2 separate regions of the Homo sapiens genome follow, and region 1 is linked to region 2. A link is a contact called in ENCODE Hi-C or POLR2A ChIA-PET data. All regions are on one chromosome and are shown on one strand. The core of a region is the stretch at or near the end of the contact, and the rest is flanking DNA. Distances in the headings are between cores, read along the strand shown.

Region 1 (3,753 bases), core at 1,063-3,562, 87 kb before region 2:
AAAGTCTTCTGGAGTTTTTTAAGGGCGGATTGGAAAGCTAGGTTTGTGAAGCCCAGCCTTGGAGATTTAAGTCATGGGAATGACTGTCCCCAAGATGGCTGCTCTTAAAGTCCCTGCATGGTTGGAGGCCCGGCAGTCTGGAGCAGCATGGTAGCCTGATCTCTCTCTTTTTTTTTTTTTTTTTTTTTGAGATAGAGTCTTTCTGTTGTCACCCAGGTTGGAGCACAGTGGAGTGATCTCGGCTCACTACAACCTCCACCTCCCAGGTTCAAGCGATTCTCCTGCCTCAGCCTCCTGAATAGCTGGGATTATAGGCACCTGCCACCATGCCCGGTTAATTTTTGTAGTTTTAGTAGAGACAGGATTTCACCTTGTTGGCCAGGCTGGTCTCGAACTCCTGACCTCAGGTAATCCACCCACCTTGGTCTCCCAAAGTGCTGGGATTACAGTCATGAGCCACCACACCCAGCCACTTGATATCTTGTTACCCTCCTTGCACCTGTACTTCCACTAGCAGTGACTCTTCTTTCCCACTTGCTCTTGGGGAAAAAAAAAAGCATATAAAGATACACTTTACAGACTTTACAAACATTAGATAAGCCTTACAAACACATTGTAAAAACCCCCTTCCCTACCAGAACACAAGCCACCAAATGACCTAGATCTGAACATGAGGCCAACAGATCGGTCTCAACCCCCTTCCGCCTTTGCTTGAGACTCACACACTCTTGCACACTCACACACAAGACTGTGATCTGAGCACTCATCCCCAGCCTTAGAGAATTGGGCCCTTTTCAGTGCCATCTCTCTGGACCCTCAAAAGCAGTAGCTCCCTCAGGAACCCCTTTATTGCTCTGGCCAGGGCTGAGAGAAGGACATTCCAGTTCTCCCACAGGGGCAGGGTGTGTAAAGGCAGAAGACACAGACAAGGCTGCCAGCAGATCCACACCCTGTGGCGTGGGCCTGAGGACGTGGGAGGAGCTGTGCTGGGAACAGCAGGGAGACCCAGGGAGGGGAGTGGGCAGAGAGCCAGGGACTAGCCTAGGAAGGGATGATCCGGCTGGCTGCTGGCTTCAGGCTGCAGTCAGGCTGGATTTGCCTGAGAGTGTCCCCAGGGCAGCTGTACCCTGTTACAAGGGAGGAAACTTTTCTAACAGCCCTAGGAAAGCCTATTGAAAGCTTTCAGTAGTGAACCAGAGACTGAACAAATAACGACGTAATTATTACATAACAGTAACAGGAAAACTTTAGAGCGTAAATGGTAACAAAAGTTGTTCCCCAATATATAAACTTTGGATACCCTAAAAGCAGCTCAGCGTGACTCAGTTTTTGCTACTAGCATAAAACCAAAAATAATCAGATCCCTGCAGAAGTAGAGGGTACTCAGGTATCCACCTCCATAGCACTACTTAAGAAATAAAAATAAAATAACCTGTTCATAGAGTGGACAGCACAACTTGAATGCCAAAAGGCAGAGAAGGTTCTGTTCCTGGCTTTGATGCTGACGCTTGGGAAACACCCCTTGTCTTTCTGCATCACACACAAGCCTGCCTGGGGCAAGAATCCAGAGGCTTGTATATGCCCATGTCTAAATATTTTTAAAGGTATAAATCAAGCTAACAAACTATTAGATAAAATGTGTTCTATCCTCATACTTTGACAAATTTACCTTCACGATGACCGAGGATGCCAGATTTGATTTTAGACTTCTCTGAGCCCTCACAGTTGTGGGCTGGATCATGTGATCAGGAAGGGTCCCCCCCACATCCCAGCCTGCAGCAAGCCATCTTCCCTCCTCTTCATCCTCCCTCCAGCTCCCTTCCGCTTTGCAAGGAGGCTCAGGCACACGTGAGTGATTTTCCTCAACTACACGGGCAGGTTCCCTCCATGTGCCCTGCAAACAGCATTCTTTGGTCACCCCTCAGTGTGAGGGGTGCATACACCAATGTCAGGCAAGGATTACGGGACAAGGACTCCCTTCCCAGACTCCTCCTCCATTCCACAGTTTGACCCTTATTCCTTCAGGACTTATACCCCTAATCCCTGTACTTCCATCAAGTCAGTCACAAGGATTTAGGGAAGCTGATCATTTCTATGAGAGCTGGCAATGGATGGATTAGGTTCCTTTATGTTTTCAGGTCACGTAAGAGATACAGCGAGTCTTTTGTTTTTTTTAAGAGCTCCAAGATGAAGGCCAGCGTGATATGAATTTCCTCAAACTGCCCACACAGTCTTTCTCCCCACCCTCTGGGGAAAAAAATCTGAGCCTCCCCCTCAGATACCTAAGAAGAAGCTGAGAAAAATCTGCCCAGAAGAGGAACAGCTGCTGAGAGCCTGCCTCACCCTCCCTGGCTGGCCGTATTTCCAACTTTGTTGCCTTCTTCAGTAGATCTGGGGAACAAAAAAGCAAGGCGTGAAATTTGAGTGTTCCCAAGTCTCTCTCCATAGCTGCCCGTGAGCAGTGTTACCTTTTGATTGAGGCACTCACGCTTGAGGGCCACATGAATAAATGCACGCCTAAGTGTGAGGGTGGCAAAGACCAATCATTCACAGACTGATGGGAATTGTTTCCCTAAAATATTCCCCTGAGCTGCTAGAAAGGGGGTGATTTCCACGAGAGCATAGACTGATGCGGACTAGAATTGCTAGGACAGGGAACCCCCGTGGACGGCTGGCCATTGAGACACAGTGGAGAGGAAGGAGACCATGGTGTGAAGTCTACGAATGAGAGTGAGGAAAAGGAAGAGGTGGGAAGAAGTGGTACCCAAGGATAAGGCTTTATGGAATCTAAGCATCCCACATTTACTGTTTTTAAAAATGAGCTTGAAAAATTAGGGTGTCCGTCCTGTGAAATGGAATCCCACAGCCACAGATCTGCTAACATTTGTTTATATTTGTTGTCAAAGAATAGCTTGATTTTTTTTTTTTTGGTTATTAACATAACTTAAGTGGAATAAAAGTATAAAGGAGCAAGCACCATGGTTTTCTGTCATCTCCTCTCCTCTTTTCTTTTTTCTTTTCTGAGACAGAGTGTTGCTCTGTCACCCAGGCTGGAGTGCAGTGGTACAATCATAGCTCACTGCAGCCTTGATCTCCTGGGCTCCCGGGTCCTCCTGCCTCAGCCTCCGTAGTAGCTGGGACTACAGGCATCTGCCACCACCAATAAAAAAAAAATGCTGCTTTTTTTTTATTTTTTGTAGAGATCATCTCATCATATTATTCAGGCCGGTCTTAAACTCCTAGCTTCAAACGATCCTCCTCCCTTCTTGTCCTCCCAAAGTGCTGGGAATACTGGTGTGAGCCATTGCGCCCAGCCAACACTGTTTCCTTTCCACTTGGAAAGTAGTTTATCCTGGAAATTCCTGGGATCCCGACTTTTGTTTACCAGAGTGGAAAAGCTAATCAAGTTGATACTTCCCCAGTATCTTTCTCCCCCAACTTGAGGACCAAACAGGTTGTGCCTTTTCAAAAAGAATAATTTTTTCCCAATAGTAGAAAATAAATCTTGAACAATAAAATTTATACACTTCACATTGATGCTTTTTAAATCTACACGCAAATTACATAAAAAATAGCACTTCATGCTGAAAACTTTCTAAAGATATATTCACTCCTCTGTAATAACTACTGGTTATCACTACGTAAAATACCAATACTTTAGCACACAAGAAAAATTTTAGATTAACTCAGGCAGTTTCTCACTAAAGTCCATAATCTCTGCGCCTAAATCTGCTAATCACTGTAATTGAAGAA
Region 2 (3,518 bases), core at 137-2,636:
ATCTTGGTCAACAAATCCCGTAAATCTGCCAAAGCAGAATAAGCTGTCTCCTGGGTAATAAGGAGGTAGAGATGTGCATCTCTGCATGAGACCACATATTTGCTCTGTGCACCTTCTCCCACCTCCCTGCCCTGGCTGGTAGGTTGGTCGTTGAGGATACAGTGCTGGCCTAGGCTCTATACAGATATCCTCCCTGACTTCCAGAAGCTCATAATCCAAATAGTGCTAGAAGATAGGGCCAGGTGTCATGGCTCATGCCTGTAATCCCAGCACTTTGGGAGGACGAGGCAGGTGGATGACGAGGTCAGGACTTCAAGACCAGCCTGGCCAATGTGGTGAAACCCCATTTATACTGAAAAAAAATTAGCCAGGCATGGTGGGGTGTGCCTCTAGTCCCAGCTACTAGGGAGGCTGAGACTTGAGAATCACTTGAATGTGGAAGGCAGAGGTTGCATGAGCCAGGATAGCACCATTGCACTCCAGCCTGGGCAATAGACCAAGACTATGTCTCAAAAAAAACAAGATAAATGTATCCAGGATCCTGGAGCAGCCATGGGGATGCAACCTCCTGAGCCCTTTCCTCTAATAGGAAAAAGGCTTCCAATCGGTTCTGCTTCTTCAGCACAGCGACAGCACAAGCCCTAAGTTGTTTAACCACCTAATGAAAGCTAAGAAAACAATTTCCCCTTGCCCTCTGCCTACCAGAAAACACACAGAAAGGCAGCTGGTTTGAGAGACCTGCCCCAAGGCCCCAGCATGGATCATGACGGTTGCTAGAAGAGTGAGGGCTCTGATCTCCAAAGGCTACTCTGTCTCTTAGGCAACATCCCAGATACCTTGAACATCTGATGCAAATTCATTTAAATCTCCTAGTGAATCTCATCGTCTGTGATGGCCCCATCCTTTGCATTAGCTTCCTCTCGCTTTGCAATTTTAAAGACACATTGCAATGAAATGAAGTGTACGGGTTGGGCTGGGTTGTGTCAGGGGGTGACAAAGTCACATGTCTTCAGTGTCCGGGCAGTAACAGCAAGTGAAATGGAGGAGAGACCACAGTAAATTGGCCCCTTTAAAGGATAGTAGCCACTCAGTTCCAACTGGCTCTTAACCTGATAGAATAAGTATCCAGTGTTTCTAGATGTTTCAATATTTCAAGCAAATCTGGAGACACAGGTTTTATATGAATTACCGCCATTTAAAAATGTTGGAAAGTAATTGAAAACTAATTACTGAGTACTCTGCAGGCCAAAGGACACAATTGCAGTTCAGAGGGGGCCTATCGGCTCCCAAGTTCGTTCTTACCTGGGGCTCCTGGAGGTCAAGCCCTTCCCTTCACTGCTCCTGCCTTTTGGCACCATCTGCTGGCCATTTCGAAATTGTTACCTCCTCATTGCGCCCTTTAAGAAAAACATACATATCATTTGTATGGAAGTACCTAACTGCTCTCAAAAGTGAGCATTTGTTGGTTTGGGGACAGGGATGGAATTGCTTTAGCATAAATGCCGCACTTCCCCTGGGAATTTCACAGGCGTTAGAGGTGAATTTGATACCAAGGCTCTCTTGATGTCTGTAGCTACAGCGTCACCCCATCAGTGGCTGGCGTAGTTTGGTCCTCTGGCCGGCTGGGAGGGATCTCTCACACTTGTCTCGCCTTGCAACCCTTGAACTGTGCAGCTTTGTGAAAAAGAGCAGTTTTCTTAAACAAAGAAGGTCTTTGGTCAAGGTCTAGGAATGCTGTGTTAACCACACAAGTTTCTTTATTGCTCCAGAACTACTCAACTTTTCTGGCTTTCTGGGAATAAAGAACAGTGAGCAAATGTGCTTTTGAGCCTGGGAAGTTGGGCAGTTCTAAAGCGCAGACTCGCAGGGAAAAATAAGCATGGTGTTTCCTAACCTGGCTGTTACTGTTTCTACCTCTGCATTTGTATTCCCTGGGTCCCATTCAGCTTTCCTCCCCATCAAACTTCTGTCTTTTCAATCGAGGGAGTCTACTTAAGACAAAAACAGCTTAGAATAATTAAGCTATCTCGGCACCAATTCTCCTTCAACATGTGCGGTATTATATACCAAAAATGAACTGCAGCCGCACAGTGGCTCTAAGTCCAATAATGGAGCTATCATTAGAGATATACGAAACACTAGACTAGTCTCAAAAGAACAAAAATTGAATTAGAAATTCAAATATTCTTTGAACTGTGTTATAAAATAGTGAAACTGAATAAAACCATTTGTGCTTGGCAGCCAGCTCCAGTAATTAGATAATTAAATCATTGGAAAATCCTAGACTGTAGAGCATATCCTATTTGAGCATTTCATTTTCAAAACTGATGGATTATTCTCAGGAATAGAAATTTGTTGCAGACACAATGGGGTGGGTAGATTTCAATGGGACAAGGGGAACCTAAGCAGAAGATCAAGGAAACCACTAAAAGCTTGTTCATGTTATCTTCTGCTCTCCAATTTCACAGGAGTTATCGGTCTAAGAGTGGTTCTCAATCCTGGCTACTCATTAGAATTATTTGAAACCCTTAGCAAAAATACCAGTGCTCAGGCACGATGGCCAGAGTCTGACTTCACTGGCACGGACTGGAGGCTAGGCACTGGTGACTCTAGAACATTCCAGGGTAAAAACTACTGTTTTTACCTCTTGGCTACAGGTAATATGAATGCTTAGTCCATGAAGACACCTCCTGGAAATGTTGAGATAGCCAGCTATTACCAATGACTTAAAGCCTTGACTTCAAACAATGCACCTCATTCCCAGTGGCTAATCTAGTATGTTCTCTGCTAGCTACATTTGGTATGAGAGCTATATGGAACCTTTATAGTGTGATATTCCCATTCCCAAATAACGGTTGGGTCTGTAATTAGCTAGCAACAATGGGAAAGGGTTTTGTCAAGGTTTTGTGCCTAACAGATGTTCTCCTCCAATGATGATTATGTTTGCCTGTTACCTTTCCTGATATCATTTTGAAAAAAAGCCCACTTTTTCTAAATAATGAACATCTTTTTCCCAAAATGCCACAGTACTTGGATTTTACCAAAGTCATCCCATATCTACAGAAGTGACTGCACTTCTTCCCCTCCTTGTGGGTGGCTGAGGAGAGAGAGAGAAGCTTCTGGAAGAGATGGTACAGGTTCTGTGGAGGCCAGATAGGCTTGGCATAAAGAGAGGATGGCGACCTCCTACTTCTTTCATCCCCAATCTCTTTATTCTGCTTCCTGATAAATAAAAAATTGGGTTGTTCATTACATTTGTAGGACTCCTGAGAATTTACTGTCCCTTCCCAAGAGAAGGAGGAGGTAAAATATCAACATAAAAAATAAACACAGTAGTGCATAGAGCCCTATGTATTTGAAATGATACAATTCAATACAATTTCCTTAATGTGTCTTTTTATGAGATGGCGCCTCGTGGAAATGTGCCAGGGTCTCATTTATCTTCTGACATGCATAACAATGGTCACGGGAATGCGGATCCCTGAGAACAGCATATTGGAGTTTCCCATGTGCAACAG

Evidence for each region. Hi-C counts contacts between places; a loop is a spot of excess contacts on that map. ChIA-PET counts read pairs that join two places held with the same protein, here RNA polymerase II (POLR2A). Pooled maps may share reads with other maps.
Region 1: a loop to region 2 is called in a map of naive thymus-derived CD4-positive, alpha-beta T cell, with 18 times the contacts of the local background. The contact joins two enhancer-like sites. A Hi-C loop is called at or near these places in 14 of 168 maps with a recorded cell type or tissue (CD4-positive, alpha-beta memory T cell, Caco-2, GM11168 and 11 more), 9 of 37 single-sample maps with no recorded cell type and 13 of 50 pooled maps. POLR2A ChIA-PET finds 5 or more read pairs at or near these places in 3 of 52 experiments (BJ, HEK293 and MCF 10A).

The regions. Positions count from the first base shown.
Region 1 is chr10:24,414,944-24,418,696 of GRCh38, forward strand. All of the region lies in intron 3 of KIAA1217, which reads left to right. Among named protein-coding and RNA genes, the nearest start is that of MIR603, 140 kb to the left of the region's middle. Within about 2 kb of position 2,313, at least 9 of the 41 ENCODE cell types and tissues checked have a DNase peak (open chromatin) inside an H3K27ac peak, as active enhancers do.
Region 2 is chr10:24,502,475-24,505,992 of GRCh38, forward strand. All of the region lies in intron 9 of KIAA1217, which reads left to right. Among named protein-coding and RNA genes, the nearest start is that of ARHGAP21, 220 kb to the right of the region's middle. Within about 2 kb of position 1,387, at least 3 of the 41 ENCODE cell types and tissues checked have a DNase peak (open chromatin) inside an H3K27ac peak, as active enhancers do.